Linked DNA regions of Mus musculus: region 2 is linked to region 1. Evidence: chromatin loops called from intact Hi-C (ENCODE). Cell type or tissue: gastrocnemius. All regions are shown on one strand.

The links. Peaks named below come from ENCODE experiments on the same cell type or tissue, not always from the same donor. Only the 100,000 strongest peaks of a DNase experiment are listed, where the experiment ranks them.
Region 2: a loop joins it to region 1, with 2.5 times the contacts of the local background. A loop is called at or near these places in 4 of 42 quality-filtered maps.

What each region holds. Positions count from the first base shown.
Region 1 is chr10:62,446,586-62,454,585 of GRCm38, forward strand. It overlaps Supv3l1 (suppressor of var1, 3-like 1 (S. cerevisiae)), which reads right to left and starts at 3,153. Exons shown (of 15, transcript NM_181423.3): 1 at 2,830-3,153; 2 at 1,111-1,188; 3 at 439-546. The coding sequence starts at 3,100. It overlaps 4930507D05Rik (RIKEN cDNA 4930507D05 gene), which reads left to right and starts at 2,575. Exons shown (of 1, transcript NR_027926.1): 1 at 2,575-4,768. In gastrocnemius, no CTCF peak of the experiment used is centred here; DNase peaks (open chromatin) are centred at 3,170, 3,584, 3,889 and 4,497; H3K4me3 peaks cover 2,483 bases; H3K27ac peaks cover 1,923 bases.
Region 2 is chr10:62,751,787-62,759,786 of GRCm38, forward strand. Ccar1 (cell division cycle and apoptosis regulator 1) reads right to left here. Exons shown (of 25, transcript NM_026201.3): 17 at 4,697-4,888; 18 at 1,388-1,627; 19 at 1-68. Among named protein-coding and RNA genes, the nearest start is that of Snord98, 9.8 kb to the right of the region's middle. In gastrocnemius, no CTCF peak of the experiment used is centred here; no DNase peak of the experiment used is centred here.

The DNA of each region.
Region 1 (8,000 bases):
AGTGTTCAAGGTTGCTTTTCCAGAGAACCCAGGTTTGGTTCCCAGCACCCACAAGGCAACTTACGACCATCCGTAACTCAGGTTCCAGGGGGTCTGACTCCTTCCTCTGGCCTCTGCAGGCATTTCATGCATGTAGTGCAAACAGAACACCCATACACATAAAATAAAAATAATTAAAAAAAAATCCTCTCAGCAGGCCAATGACATGGCTCAGCAAGGGAAGGGAGTGTCATACAGTCCCTGAAACCTACAACTGGAAGGAGAACAGACGCCCTAAAGTTGTCCTCTGACCTCCAAATGAGTGTCACGGCATACACGCATACTCCTCTTCTCTTCTCCTCCACCTCTTCTTCCTTCTCCTCCCCTCAACTCTATCATCCTCCCTCCGGCTCTCACACACACAAAATAAATGTTTTTAAAAGCTCTCTAAGCACTTGCCTGCACTGAAGCAGATATCATTCAGGACAATGTGAATGTCCACGTCCAGAGAATGGGATTGCATAATGTAATTCCTGAAGCTTATGAAAGCCTGGTGGAAGAGACGAGCTGTGGAAAACATAAAACCAAAGCATACAAGGCTTAGTCTTTACTTAGCTCTCACTGTCAAGTATACAAATGCCACAGCAAACCCCAGCCCCTATCAGCGTTTTGGTAGCACAGCTGGCTTTTCACAAGCTGAGCTAAAACTGAAACTACACAGGACAGACACTAAGGCAGGCTGAACACGCACTCCTGTACTGTGGAGTCTGGCTGGCAAGCTGGGCTTGTGAGTCCCCCAGAAGACAAGGAGAGGGACTTTTCTTCAGACTATAATACACATAACAAAGTACAATGCAAAATGTGACAGTTCTATGAAGATGTTACTGGCAGAGATGCAGAGAGAACTCTGTGGTTAAGAACAGTGGCTGCTCTTCCATGGAAACCAAGCTTGATTCTCAGCATCCGAATGGTGGCTCACAGGCATCTCTAACTCCAATTCCAGAGCATCTAATACTCTCTGTCATGGGCACTGCACAAAAGTAGCTATGGACATACATGTAGGAAAAATACTCACACACATAAATTGATAAAAACTGTTCAAAATAACTCTCAAAAAATTGTCAGCCTTACCATCAAGTCCATAGTCAGCACTCAGCTTTTGAATTTCTTGCCTCTTATAAAACTTGTCTAAGATCTTCTTTACTTCATCTAAAAAAGAAATATAAGTTTTTTTAAAGATTTATTTATTTATTTATTTTATGCATGAGTACACCACCATTGGTCTCTTTAGATACACCAGACCCCATTACAGATGGTTGTGAGCCACCATGTGGTTGCTGGGAATTGAATTCAGGACCTGAAGAGTAGTGAGTGCTCTTGTAAGCCATCTCTCCAGACCCTATAAAAGATTTTTTTTTAACAATTGTTTACCAATTTAGACAAATCTACAACAAAAGGAATTTGAAGTCATAATACTAAAGGCCGGGGCCTCAGGAATGCTTTGAGAGTGTGAAGCTTTGGGCTACTGTGCAATGGAGTAAGAAAAATGACAAGAGTACAGCAATGCACCATCCCTGACAGACCACAGACACACAAGGAGAGAGCCAGTCCCCCTCCCCCCACCCCCACAGAGTCACCATCAAACCTCCCCTTGTGCCCAAAGCTCTTCTTGAGTAACCAAGAAAAGGCAAGTCCTGCTATGAGAGGCAGATGTAATTCACTACTAAGAGCAGTGTTAGCAACGGTAGCCTGTGCAGTAATTAATGACAATCCCCAGTCTGAGAACAGCTCGAGCTTATCTTGAGGAGGGAAAAAGTAGAGGGAAAGGAAGGGGAAGAGGAGGAGTACTACCTTGTTAGTTGATTTCACAGTACTGGGAAATGACCCCACGGCACTGCGTGCTTGGCAAGGCATATATCCCAGGGTTATATCTTCAAGCACATTAAAAAAGAACACTCTGCTGCCTGGAGGTGCAGGTAGCCCAGGCCTTTGATCCAGGGACTCGGCAGGCAGACACAGGCCTATCTCTGTGAGTCTGAGGCCAGCCTGGTCTACAGAGCACATTCCAGGACAGCCAAAGCCACACAGAGAAACCTTGTTTAATTTTTTTATTTTGAAATAGGACCTCTCTTAAGTTTTCCAAGCCTGTTTTGAACTCATTCTGTAGCCCAGGCTGGTATTGAACTTGCCATCCTCTGCCTCTGACTCCCAACATGAAGCCTATATTTTAAAGTCACAATAGGAAGCATCAATATTGCTTGTTGAAGAGCCAGGAAGACAGCTTGTGCCTAAAAGAAATGTGGTTTTCTTTCAGTCTCTAAGAATGTCATTTGGTGAAAAGAAACCTTTCACCCTCCCATTGTCAAGCTCACCCAAATGCAGGTAGGACAAAACTCACTTCAACCCAGTGATGCTAAAGGTTTTTTTTTTATTCATCTCTGGAACCTGGGACGATACTACTTTTTGGCAAAGACAGTTTTATCAACTTTTATCTTGTATTTAAATTCAGGTCTGTCTCGTGGGAGAGTAAATTTATTGAGAAATCCGGATCTGAGACCCGTTGTCTTGGCAACCAGATGGAATTTTAACATCGTTAGACATCCACATCAGGTCAATGGCAAGTCCTCACTGTTTAATCCCTCCATGAGGACTCTAGGAGCACAAGCGGCGCACCACTTAGGGACAAAACTCTTAACCTCCTCGACCGAAGAGAACGGTCAATGTCAACTACAGAAGAGACTAAATATGACTTAGGCTCGGGTGCTAAGGGCTCCAAAAAGGAACAGACATTGCACTATGTAGGCCCAGGCTGCAGACCCTGCCGCTCTGCCGGGAGGCTCCAGCACTCACTCTTGTCTAGAGGCCGAGTGAGCTCCGCGCCCACGTCGCCATCGGCGCTGGGACCCTGAGGCTTCACCGTCAGCGGCACGAACAAGGACGTGTTCGGGGCTTTGGAGCCACCAGAGGCAGAGGAGGAGGCGGCCAAGCAGGGAACGCGTCCTGAAGCCCCCGGGAACGACCCCACGAGAGCGCGAAGGGCGGAGCAAGGGGCCGCCCGGGGCCCAGCCCCGCGCCCCGCCGGGAGCCGAGCCCACAGCAAGGTACACCGAGGCAAGGACATTGAGGCCGCGGCTCGAATGGAGCCGGGGAAAATCCGGACCACTGGCGCCGCTCGGTGACGTAGCTCCGGCGCCCGCGGAGCGAAAGGACCCAGAGAGACACAGGGCTGCCCCCGCGTGCGCCTGAAGGAAAAGGAGATGGAAGGGTTGGGAGCGCGCCTCTTCGTGGGAGCACGACCTCTGTACGTTACAGTGGCAGAAACGAGCTCCCATCCTCTCACTCTTTCTGCGGCAATTGGCAGCGTCTTTCTCGAAAGAAGGGAAAGTAATCAGGCATCTTAAGGGATGTTACAGATGCGCGGAAGGGAACCGTACAAGCGTCGTCATGTGACCAAACTGTCTATCCTGCATCATGTGGCTTCAAACGCTAAAGTGCATTTCCAAGAAGATTGGTGCATTAATATCCGTAGTTTCCTGATAGGATAACGTTAGAGGACGTAGCTTGATCTGCTACAGATCAAGACGGGTTGCAGAGAAATCCGGTTGTACGATAACTGGCGCTTACGTGACACGTGTGTCAATACACGTGCTTCTCTCCTTGGTGCTAGGGCTCCATGTAGGGGCCATGAGCAAGCTAGGCATGTGCTCCACCATGAGCTGCAGAATTCAGTTAACGTGAGCAGTTTGTACTCCTCGCATCTCGAAAGTTATAACCACAAAGTATGCTCTGTGTACCTGGTTAAAGTTTGATCTTACTCCTATCTACTACAGCACTCGGTCCCACCCGAGTTGTAAGGAAAGAGGTGCCTCTGTTCGTTCCGTCTGGGCGTGACCATTCAGTTCTTGGCCGGCCAAACACTAGGAGGGAAGCCATGTGTGGCGACGTTCCCTCAGTCCTCTGCCGAGAGGTCCCCAACACCATCTAGTTTCTGAGTTCAGGAGCCGTTCGGTTTTTAGAAAATTGGACCCAGTAACAACTTCGTTCGTTCGGTGTCTGGTGGTCCTCATTCCAACCCGCGCCATCGGTCAATCCTCTGTCTCTATCCCTTCTTGACAAGTTTTCTGATTTCAGAAAATGAGTTGCGGGATATGGCTTCGGAGTCAAAGCTCTAAAACCATCTGGTGCTAAGTCAAAACCCTCAAAGTTCGGACCCTGAACTCGAATGGCCTTCCTTCTCTGAAATTGATCGAGGGTCTTTCGATCTCAACTGCACTTATTCTATCCGCAGAGTCTGCAGTAATAATATGGGTAGGCCTCCTTGAGAACCCTCCTTGGTGAGAGGCTCATGGGTTTGGTTCATTTGGCAAACGAACAAGGTCAGGTTTATTGGTGCAGCTCTTGGACCAAGGACCCATGATGGACGATTCTTAAGAGTCCTGAGCAAGGGGAAAGGTTGTGTGTCAGACAAGAGCTGGCTTTTTTTTCCCCATGTAAGGTCATGACTCAAGTGCCTGGTGATCATTCAGGAGAAGGGCTGTGGCTACCTGGAACTCGGTTTCGGCACCATCGGTGGGGGTGGGGCTGTAGCGAGCTGGAGCCTAACACCTGGGTTAAGACTTTGTCCTTGGGCTGGAGAGATGATGGTTCCGTGGTTAAGAGCACTAGCTGCTCTTGTAGAGACTTGGGCTCCCAACTGTCTGTATCTTCTGTACCCCCTCACACAGACATGCAGTCAAAGCACCAATGTATATAAAATTTAAAAATTAAATTAAAAAAAATGTTGAGCTGGAGTGTTGGCTCAGTGTGTTAAGAGCACTTGTTGAAAGAACGCAGGTTTGATTCCCACATGGAGGCTCACCACATCCTCAAGTTCCCGCACCTGTAGTGCAGGCACACATGAAGACAAAACACTCATACACATAAAATAATCTAAAAGTAAAAAATAAAAAACAAAAATTGTCAGCCCCTAGTCCCGAGATAAAGTCCACCCGCCTTCAGCTCCTCAGACTCCACTACCTGTTTTTGTAACCAGGCTCCATTTACCTCATCCACTAGAACCCTGATGAAGCAGTCACGCCCATATTCCAGTACTCAGATTCTACCTTCAAGTTCATCATCCAGGCCTCCAGCTAGGACAGCGCATCCATCCTAAACCCTCTGCTTCTCATTAGACCACCCCAAGTCTGCTTCCAGACTCACTACAGGGAAGAACCCTCCCCAGACCTTTTCTTGCCTGTCCCTCCACAAAGTTGTTCCTTCTTTGCAGATAAAGCGTTGAATGTGCAAGGGAGGGGAGCAGAGGCCAAGGTGAACAGCGATGATCTTTGTTAATGCTCAACCATCAACCTTTACAAATGAAAACCTCAGAACCTTTCTGTTGTGTCTGGCCAGTAGATCACAAACTGGGTTCTAGCCTGGAAAGGCATTTTGGAAACCTGGAAGAGAAGAGGGGCTGGGCTGCGCGAGATAAGGAAGGAACCAAGACAAAGCTCTCTGCTCAAGATTCAATTTTTACTATTTCGGCACTCAGTTATAAAGCAGGGGAAGGGGGCCCAATTCCCGCCAAATAATCTCGGGGTCCAGTAGCAGGGTGATCACGTGTGTGGCTCCAAACAGCAAAGCCGCACGTTCCAGCAGTGAGCGTGGCAGAACGATTGAGCGGGAAGCTCCACCCCTGAGCAAGCAGGTTTCAGGCTGGGGGAGGGGAGACTACACCTTTCTTTTCTTACTTTCTCTTCTTTTTGTTTAGGTTTTCTGTTGTTTTGTTTTGTTTTTTGAGACAGGGTTTCACTTTTGTAGCCCTGGCTGTCCTGGAACTCACTTTGTAGATCAGGCTGGCTTCAAACTCACAAAGATCCCATCTGCCTCTGCCTCCCAAGTGCTAGGATTAAAGGCATGCATCACCACATCTTGGTGAACTCGTTTTCTGAAGACTCTCAGGATCTGATAAATCACCTTAGTTCTGATAGGTTATTTCTCTGCCGGTGAAATGAGCCAAATCAATCCAGATTATAGTAAAGGCAGGTTTATTGGAAAGCTGTTCTTTGGCGATTTCACTGTCCACAGGGACTAAGGCCAGGGAGTCACCATTGAGGGGTGGATAGAGAAAGGGCTTTCAGAGAGTGGGTGAAGGGGAGGAGAAGTATACAGAGTTCTCTTGTTGTCTGTCTCAAGGATAGGAGAGCTGGTCTTTGACTTAGTGACAACCAGAAGGCAACCTGGGGTATATCACATTGCTTTTCAGGGAGCAACCCATTACCCTCCTCACCTGTTACATGAGCAGTATTAATCCCTTCCCTGGGATAATACTGACAGTTCCAGTAAGTTTTATCCTCTGTCTTTTGTCTATAAGCCTACTCTCCCTCCTTTCTTCCTAGAACAAGAGTTCTCCAGCCATATAAGCACGTACATTCCTGGGCCTATCTCCTCCTCCCTGTGCTCAACTCAAAGAGGCTCGTTTTCAGTATTGCCTTCTCCAGTCTGGTCCCTTTGACCCTTTGATTCCCAGAGTTAGGTAAACTTTTCTCCATAATGGGGACCAACTATTCCAACCAAGTCTCCCCTATGATGCAGTATTAAATCTCCCCACAGTTTTAGAGAAAATTACAGTGTTACCCTCATTAAGGAAAAACTGTTTTTGTGAGGTCAGTTGGCCTTCATGTAAAGTAAGCTGGCCAGCAGCAGGCTCCCTGGACCCCACCACTGCCCAAGCCATCTGGCTAAAGGTCAGAGGGACCCCAGAACACCTCAATCTGTTTCTTTATATTGACCATTGGCTAACCATTGTACAAAATCCCCATGCCTGGCTCAGAATCTGTGCCCTCCAACACTCTCCCACTCTCCTAGTCTGGAGTGTACACCCCCCCCCCCCCTTTGGAACCCTTTGTTAGTTCACCCCCCTTGGAAACAAGACTCTCCCTCTGCCTTACAATTCTCACCCTACTCCAGGCTCCCCCACCCCTCCCCAATTAACTCTACATCCCTCCTCTTCCTCTTTTCTTTCTCTTTGTCCACCTTCCCCAATGTTGAACTTAAAAAAAATGAGATCAAAAAAAAAAAAAAAAAAAGAAGAAGAAGAAGCCAAGTGATGGTAGTATATACCTTTGACTCAAGAGTATGTCTCAAGTTTCAGGCCAACCTGGTCTACAAAGAGTTCTAGACAACCCGAGTCTAAATGCTGAGACCATGTCTCAAACAAAATAAAACAAAACAAAAACTCCAACCAAGAAAACAAACAAAAAACTGAGGTTCCCAGGACAACCTTACTAGAATTTGAGTGGAGCAAGGTGTATGGAATTGGACATAACTAGGGTGAAGATGTATTCTGCAATGTAGAATCTGGCCATGATGTAAGAAGCCAAGTACTAAGATTTTCAGAACATCCAAGTATTTAAAAATAGAAAGGTACCTGTTTTCCTCACTATGCATAAGGGTGAAAAACTTTAAATCTGTAAAGTCTCTGCAGAGGTATATGCCACTGGAGGATGCTTTCATAAATGATCAGCAGTTAACCCGACATAAACAAACCAGGAGGTAGAGGGGCGGATTAGAGTTAGCCTCTGTTGACAGAGTGCTTGCTCAGCATGCTGCTTAAGATGCTCAAAGCCTTGGGTCATGAAGTCTAAGCACCATGTAAACCAGGCATGGTGGTGCAAGCCTATAATACCAACACAGGGCGGCAGAGACAGAGGACCACAAGTTACAGATCATCTTGGTGTGTAAGTTCAAAGCTAGCCTGGACTACAAAACCCTATTTTATTATTGTTTTCTTAAATGTATTTTAAGGTCATCCTCAGCTATATAGTGAATTTGAGATCAGTCCTGGCTGTAGAGACCAACCTAAACAAAACAAGAAATGTGATTACTGTCTCTTCAATCCTGGATAATCTTGTTTTTATGTTAATGCCCCAATATATGAAAAACAATCTTTTTTTAGATGGGGGTCTCGTTACACAGCTCTAGCTAAGCTGGAACTCACTATGTAGACCAGGCTGACCCTGAGGTAGTCCTCCTACCTCTGT
Region 2 (8,000 bases), 310 kb after region 1:
TCATCTTGATTGTTATCTTCTTCAGTTTCATCATCATCTTTAGAATCATCTTTTCTTTTTTCTTCTTTCTGTAATTTAAGATGACTTAAAATTAAGCAATATCTCATGAAAAACAAAATAAGTAAATGTCAAGCCCAGTAAACAGATATATTTCTAACAATTCCAATTAGATTTCTCATAATACTAACCTATTCAAATATGGCATGGTGGGGCATGGCAGTAATCTCAAAACTTGGAGGTGAAGGCAGGAGAATGAGGAGGTCACAGCCAGGTTACAGAAAGAAAGGGGAGGGAGAAGAAAGAGAAAAGAATAGAAACAAGAGGGCCAGTGAGATGACTCAGCAGTTAAGAGCACTGACTGCTCTTCCAGAAGTCCTGTGTTCAATTCCCAGCAACCACATGGTGGCTGACAACCATCTGTAATGGGATCCAATGCCCTCTCTTCTTCTGAAGACAGTGACAGTGGATTCACATACATAAATCTTTTTTTTTAAGATTTATTTATTATTATACATAAGTACACCGTAGCTTTCTTCAGACCCAACAGAAGTTGTCAGATCTCATTACAGATGGTTGTGAGCCACCATATGGTTTCTGGGATTTGAACTCAGGACCTTAGGAAGAGCAGTCAGTGCTCTTACCTGCTGAGCCATCTCACCAGCCCCATAAATCTTAAAAAAAAAAAAAAAAAAAAAAAAAAAAAAATCACAGTGTTCTTGCAGAGGACCCCAGTTCCATTAAAGGCACCCATACCGAGCAGCTCACAACTGCCTGTCAACTGTAGTTTCAGGTGATCTGATACCCTCTTACCTCCTCCATGCACACATGCACCTACGCACACATGTACACATACAAGTAATGGTTTTAAACGTAGGAGTAGGCCAGGTGTATTAAATAAAACTTAGAAACAAGAAAGAAGGACCGGGCTGACGGCTCTTCCAGGGAATGCTCCCAGTACCCAAAGGACAGCTCCATAACTATATGTAACCTAACCTCAGTCTCAGAGCTCAGCAACCATACACATGGAGCATAAATACACATATAGGGAAAACATACATGGGAGGAAGGAAGGGAGGAAGGGTAAAAATGGAAAAAAAAAAAAAAACGAAAGAAAAGGAGCAGGAAAGAGGGAAACATCAGAAAACCATATAATTCATATATATATATAATTATTAAGCTTTGTTATGTGGCTCAGGCTAGACCAGAACTCCTTCCACCACTGTGTGTAGGAATACAGGTATGTGGGCCTAAACCCAGCTCTAGTTTTTTGAGTCAGACTCATGTGGTCTGGGTCAAATATCCAACATAACACTCAACATTTTGTTACCATATAGAGGTAGTAACCAAAACTTTCTAAGTTTTGTTGACTATCTTGGAAATTACAGACCTTTCTCTCATCTCTGTCTTCTTTTTTGTCTTTATCGTCGCCTGATTTTCTCCGTTTTGGTTTTGGTTCATCAATATCATCTTCTCTTTCTTCTTTTTTATCTTTTCTCTCTTCTTTTTTGCTTTTCTTCTCCTTATCTTTTTTGTCCTCTTTCTCAGGAAGAGAGAGTAATGATTTGTATATTCTAACCCCAAAGTCTCTTTGAAGCATTTCATTGAAAAGTTCTGCAAACAGTGAAACCTATAAAAAGACATCAGCATTAACATAAGCAAACTCGATAGAAATGAAAGATCCTGACAGAATGTAAAAGGTCACAGAAGCCCTGAAATTGGCAAAATGGATTTCATGGCTAGCAGAACTAGCTTCACTGATTTAGAAAAATAGAGGTGCACAATGCTCTGGCCACTCCTTGAACCCGTGTATCTGCCAATGTTTTGACCATTCCTTGACCCATGTGTGTGCCCACTGATGAAGCCCATTGCCAGGTGTTTGTGATGTTGGTTGCTGAGAAAGAGTCAGAAAATCTCCCAGCAACCACAGCCTGGCCAATCCAGAGTTGCTACACCTGCACCAGACTCTTTCCTTGTACCCCTCCCATACCCATTTCTTGAGAACAGACATTGTTTAGATCTGGAAATCCCCTACTCCTCCCTTCTCTTTTCCCCACTGAGGGCCTATAAAAACTGAGACCCCTTTCCCCTCAGTGGTCAACTCCTCTACCCCTACGTGGGATATGAGCTCTGGCTTTCCCCCGAATAAAGCCTCATGTGGTTTGCATCAAGCTTGGTCTCTCGTGAGTTCTTGGTTGTCCGCTATTGTCCTGAGGCCTGAGCGAGGGGCTCCTCTGAGTCTTTCAGAAATACTGAATAAGTCCAGCAAAAGTCATTAAACAAGCACTGTCTTACCACACTGGTTATCTACACCTAAAACAGAGCTAGGATATTTTAGGAGGAAGATAAAGAAGTGATCCACAGTTATAAAAATGGACAGGAATGATGTGAAGACTATGAAAATACCCAAGGGCTAGCTGTGGTGGCATATGCCATTAATTCCAGGCCTTGGGAACCAGAGGTATGCAAAACTTGAGACAGGGTTTCTCTCTGTAGACCTCGCTGTCCTACCACAGGCTGTGTAAACTAGGTTGGCCTCGAACTGAACTGAGATCTACCTACTTCTACCTCCTAGGTGCTGGGATTAAAGGCATGTACCACAATGTTTAGCACTTTTTTTTTTAAAAGACAAGATCTTTTTATGGTAGTCAGGCTGGCTTTGAACTCATGGTCTGACTGTTGGGATTTCAAACTCCTGTCATCATACCTTGTGCAAAAGATGTTTTAAAGACAAAAAGTATATATTGTTAACCTTACTGGTAGATTCCTGTAATCTCAACATTTGAGAGTTAAGGCAGGAAGATCAGCAGTTCACCATCATCCTTGGGTATGTGAGACTCTATCTTTAAAAAACCTGAGAGCTGGCTATAGTGATGCATACCTGTAATCCCATATATCAACAGTAGAAAGAGGAGACGTAGAAAAAGGAGAATTAGGAATTCAAGTCCAGCCTGAGCCATACAGCAAGGTTGAGACCACACTGGGCTACATGAGACACTACCTCACAAAAACCAGAACCATATAAAGAGAATAAACATAAAAAGCAGAATATAAATAGTAATGCTTAGTGATGCAGTTATGTAATTGCAGCCCGTAAGGATACTGAAACAGAATAATGTGAGTTGCAGGCTTAACTTGAGTTTAAGGCCAGCCTAGAAACTCCGTAAGATTATTCAGAAGTAAAAAGAAGACAGGAAATGTAGCTCAGTGGTAGAAGTCTTGCAAAGCACATATAAGGCCCTGAGTTTAATCTTTTTTTTTTCCATTTTTTATTAGGTATTTAGCTCATTTACATTTCCAATGCTATACCAAAAGTCCCCCATACCCACCCACCCCCCTGAGTTTAATCTTAATTCCCCTCACGAACAAAAGAGAAGAGCTGGGCGTGGTGGTACAAACTTGGGAATCAAAGAAAAGTGGATCTGTGTTTCATGGCCAAACAGAGGTATGTACTAAAGACCTGGTAAGAGATTCATTTAGATGAGAGATACAGACAGACAGACAGACAGACAGACAAGACAGAACACAAACTTTAGGTTGAAACATAATACCACTTATTTTCTCTTACAACTCAGTCACAAACTTTTAAATTCTATTAAATGGTACTCTAAATATAAAGAAACACTAAAACATTACACCATCAAGCCGGGCGTGGTGGCACACGGCTTTAATCCTAGCACTTGGGAGGCAGAGACAGGAGGGTTTCTGAGTTCAAGGCTAGCCTGGTCTACAGAGTGAGTTCCAGGACAGTCAGGGCTACACAGAGAAACCCTGTCTTGAAAAAAAAAAACAAAAAAATGACAACAACAACAACAAAAAAAAAAAAAACCCACACATTACAGCATCATCAAGAAAGAAGGTTTAAAAAGAAGGGTAAAAGGCCAACTGGATGGCTTATACTGTAAACACACTACTTAAGAGGCTGAGGCAAGACTGTCTCAAGGGAAACTAACCTAAAACCCACAGAAAAGATAGGTAGCAATTTCTGAAACTGGATAATTGAATTTATTCTGTTTTACTTTTTGGAAGGGTAGGCTGATAAAAAGTTCTGAGCTCTGAGTGTAACTCAGTGAAAGAGCAACTATCTAGCCATGACTGAGGCCCTAGCTTCTATCCACCTAGTGGCTGTATGTCGTGCTTAAGGACAATGACTGCTCTTTCAGGAGCTCGTCTGGCTCTCTGCACCCACACGGTGGTTTAAAACAGCTTCAGATCCAGAACTGACCCTCTCTCTTCTGGCTTCTACAGGAACCAGGCACACATGTCAAGTAGACAAAACAACAATACAACAGAAAAATAAAATAAAGACAACTAGATACCTACCTTCTGATAAAAGAGCACATTACTCTCTCGAGAAATGCCTGAGAATAGGCTGTGACTGCAGCGCAGAGAGGAGAGGGGCAAAGGACCAGGATTTAAGAGTCTCACTACAAAGCAACCTCAAGGTCAGCAAAAGCTACTAGAGATAGACTTGAAGAAACAAAATAAAATGAGAAAGAAAGAATAATTGAGATCTAATACTGTAATGCATCTATAAGAGACCTTAAAGAACAAACCTGATTTTTCTTAGTAAATAATGGTGAATGAATACACACCAAGAAGAACATGGAAGCAGTCAAAGAAACACTCAAAACACTTAATACATTAAACAGTCACAACTGTGATATCATTTGGATCCTCATTCAAAAGTTAACATTACCTCAAAAGAATGTTCTTTATTATCTTCCAATCTGTAATCCAAAAGGACACTCAAAGACATGATGCTGCAATCAAACTTGCCACTTTTTGCAGCCCAGTTCGGATGCACAATTATGGCAGGTTCATCAGGCAAAATGTATCTTCTTTCTTGACGCTGTCGTTCCACTTCTTCTTGACGTTTTCTTTCTTCTTCCTAGGCATTTGAAAATTTAAGTTATGGTAAAACTTCCATGTAAAAAGAACATGTATATAAAAAATTACTCTGTCTAATATATATATAAATAATATATCTAATATTTTTATGTACAATATATCTAATATCTATATCAATTATATAGATTAGATATATTATAATCATGGTGGTAGTTCATGACTATAATCCCAACACTTCATGGCACAGACAAAATCTTGAGTTCCAGCCAACCCAGCCACCTATCAAGTGAGTATCAGGCTAGTTTCTGCTACAGGGTGAGACCTTGTTTCAAAATCAAAGTCTGACTTCTTACAAATTATATTAGCCATAATGGTTAAAAACAGAGACGGCTCCTAACTCTTTGTCATTTCCTTTCTTACATCTGCTTATCTAAGGGGACAGGAACACACACATGGGGGGTCAGAGGACAGGTAACTGTTTCTTTTCTTCCACCATGGGTCCTAGAGATTGGACTGCTGTTGCTAATGAACACATCTGTCTTCTAAAACATAACTTCACTGAAGGATGTGAAGTCATCCTGGGGAAACAGTCTGTCCCTGAGCTCTAGGATAGGGAGGGACATCTATCCTGCTATAAAGTAGTGACATAAGCTAAAGAGATTCAGGCCCTTGTCAGCTCTCTAACAGTATCATCCAAAAATATTTATAACCCAGGGAAGAAAAAGAGAAACCACAAACCCATGAACTGCCTAGCAACAAAGGAAGCTTCCTGCTATCACTGAGGGAAACCTGCATCCCTAGAAATGTCCTCAGAAGTTCCAGGATCAACAGGCCCAGTTTATAGTCTGCTAAAGCAGAATTCTCTTCCCTTTATAACCAAACTTGGTGTTACTGAGAAAGAAGAAAGCAACAAACCCTCTAGGTTTACTCACTTGTAACTGAGTTATTAAAATAAAAAAGTAGCCAGGTCACCATGATTCTTAGAACTCACATTCAGAGTGAGTTCTAAGGACAGCAAGTGCTATAGACAGATCCTGTCTATAAACAAGCAAGCAAACAACTAAACAACCATGCTAACACATGCTTGTGATCCCAGCACATGAAGGGTCAGAGACAGGAGGATCATAAGGACAGCCAGAGTCATATCAATAATACCATTTATCAAAAAGTAAATTAAAAGTAGAGCAGGGCAGAGAGACAGCCTAGGTGAGTAAAGGGCCTTGCTGCCAACCCCGACGACCAAAGTTTGATCCCCCAGATCCCCAGGTAGAAGAAAATCAACTCCAGTTTTCATCCTCTGACCTCTGGGTAAGCCCAATGGCATTTTCAATACCACGCAGAATAAATAAATACAAGAGTTTTTATAAAAAGAAAAATGACTAATTTTGGAGGGCACTTTACAGCAGGTAACACCTCTGCAGTATAAAATCTAACAATTGTCTCTAACTTTTTAAAAAGACTTCAAAAGCCATTGAAAAACCCATGGTTTTTCAATCACTTGCCATTGAAGCCTAAAGACTCAAGTTAGTATCCTTTGCCCACATCTTACCCCTTATCCCAAGGTGACAAAGAGCCAAATTGTAAAGTTCCCTGCCATTACATGCGCACAGGAATAACTTAAAAACAACAAACAAACAAAAAACCCACAACCACCAACAACTTTGCCCTTGAAAGACTGCTCAGCAGGTAACTGGTGTTGCTTTTGAAGAAGACCCAGATTTGTTTTTCCAACCCCCAACCATCTGTAACTTCTCCAGTGTCCTTTTCTCATCTCTGGGACAACACACACACATAAATGCAACAAAACACTCATCTGAATAAAAATAAAATAAGCCTTGCCCCCAGCGCAGCCTTTGTATAATTCTACAGCTGTCGGGATGGGAATGTCAACCAAAAAGGAAACAAGTATGTCACTCCTTCCCACTGCGAGAGCATCTACGCTGCTTTTGTACTTCACTAACTGCATAGACTTTTTTTTTTAAGGCAGGCTACTTTATAACTATTTGTCCTTTGTTTTTTCTTTTTTAATTTAATTTTATGTGTACCAGTGTTTGGCCTGTATGTCCAACAGTTAACTACATGTCTAGTGCTCTCTGAAGTGGAGAGGACAGTAAATCCTGTAATGAGTAGAGGAGGCCCTAAGTGAATATATATGTTTGACATGAGCAAGGCCTGTTAAGGACTCTGAGACCAATTGGCCTATGGTAAATCAGACAAACTGTTACTCATAAGGGCCGGGCATGCTCAAGAAGAGTGGCAAAGCTTTCTTTCCTTGTGAGTTCATGGATGAGTGTTTATGGATGACTGACCAGTATGTACAAAGACTAGCAACTAATGTTTCCTTCTTCTGGGACTGGTAAGCTACAGATCTCCTACCAGATTAGCCAAATTCTCTTCCTGTGTTGTAATTAATAACCATAAGGTTCCAGTTAGAAGACCCAATGTGATTGCAGGTTCTTTTTTTTTTTGTTTTGTTTTTTTGTTTTTTGAGACAGGGTTTCTCTGTATGGCCCTGGCTGTCCTGGAACTCACTTTATAGACCAGGCTGGCCTCAAACTCAGAAATCTGCCTGCCTCTGCCTCCCGAGTGCTGGGATTAAAGGCGTGCACCACCACGCCCAGCTGTAGGATATTTGTATACATATATGTCCTTAATTCCCTTGCAACTGCTAACCACTGAAGTCATAGAATATGCAGCAGGGTGCCCTGGAACTGGAGTTAGGGATAATCATGACCCATCATATTGGTGCTGGGAACTGAGCCTAGGTCCTGTGCTAACACAGAAAATGTTCTTCTTAATCACTGAGCTATCCCTCCAGTCCTCTGCCCACCCCTTCCACTTTTTAATAAGGAAAGGTCTCACAGTATCCCAGGTTGGTCTCAGTTCTAGGATCTTGTAGCTCATAGAGTACTCAATTCAGACTGGCCTGAGCTTATAAAACAAGACATGTCTTTAAAAAAAGCTGCTCTTACTCTTACGGTCTCTCTTTTCTCCCCTCTCTTTATCTTCTCTCCTCTCTCCTTTCTCTTTGTCTTCTCCTCTCCTCTCTCTTTCTCTCTAGCCTTTCCTCCCTCTCTCTCTCTCTCTCCCTTCTCACCCCTCCATTTCTATAATGAAGCTCTTAAACCATTAAAAAGAAAAGTTTGTATATT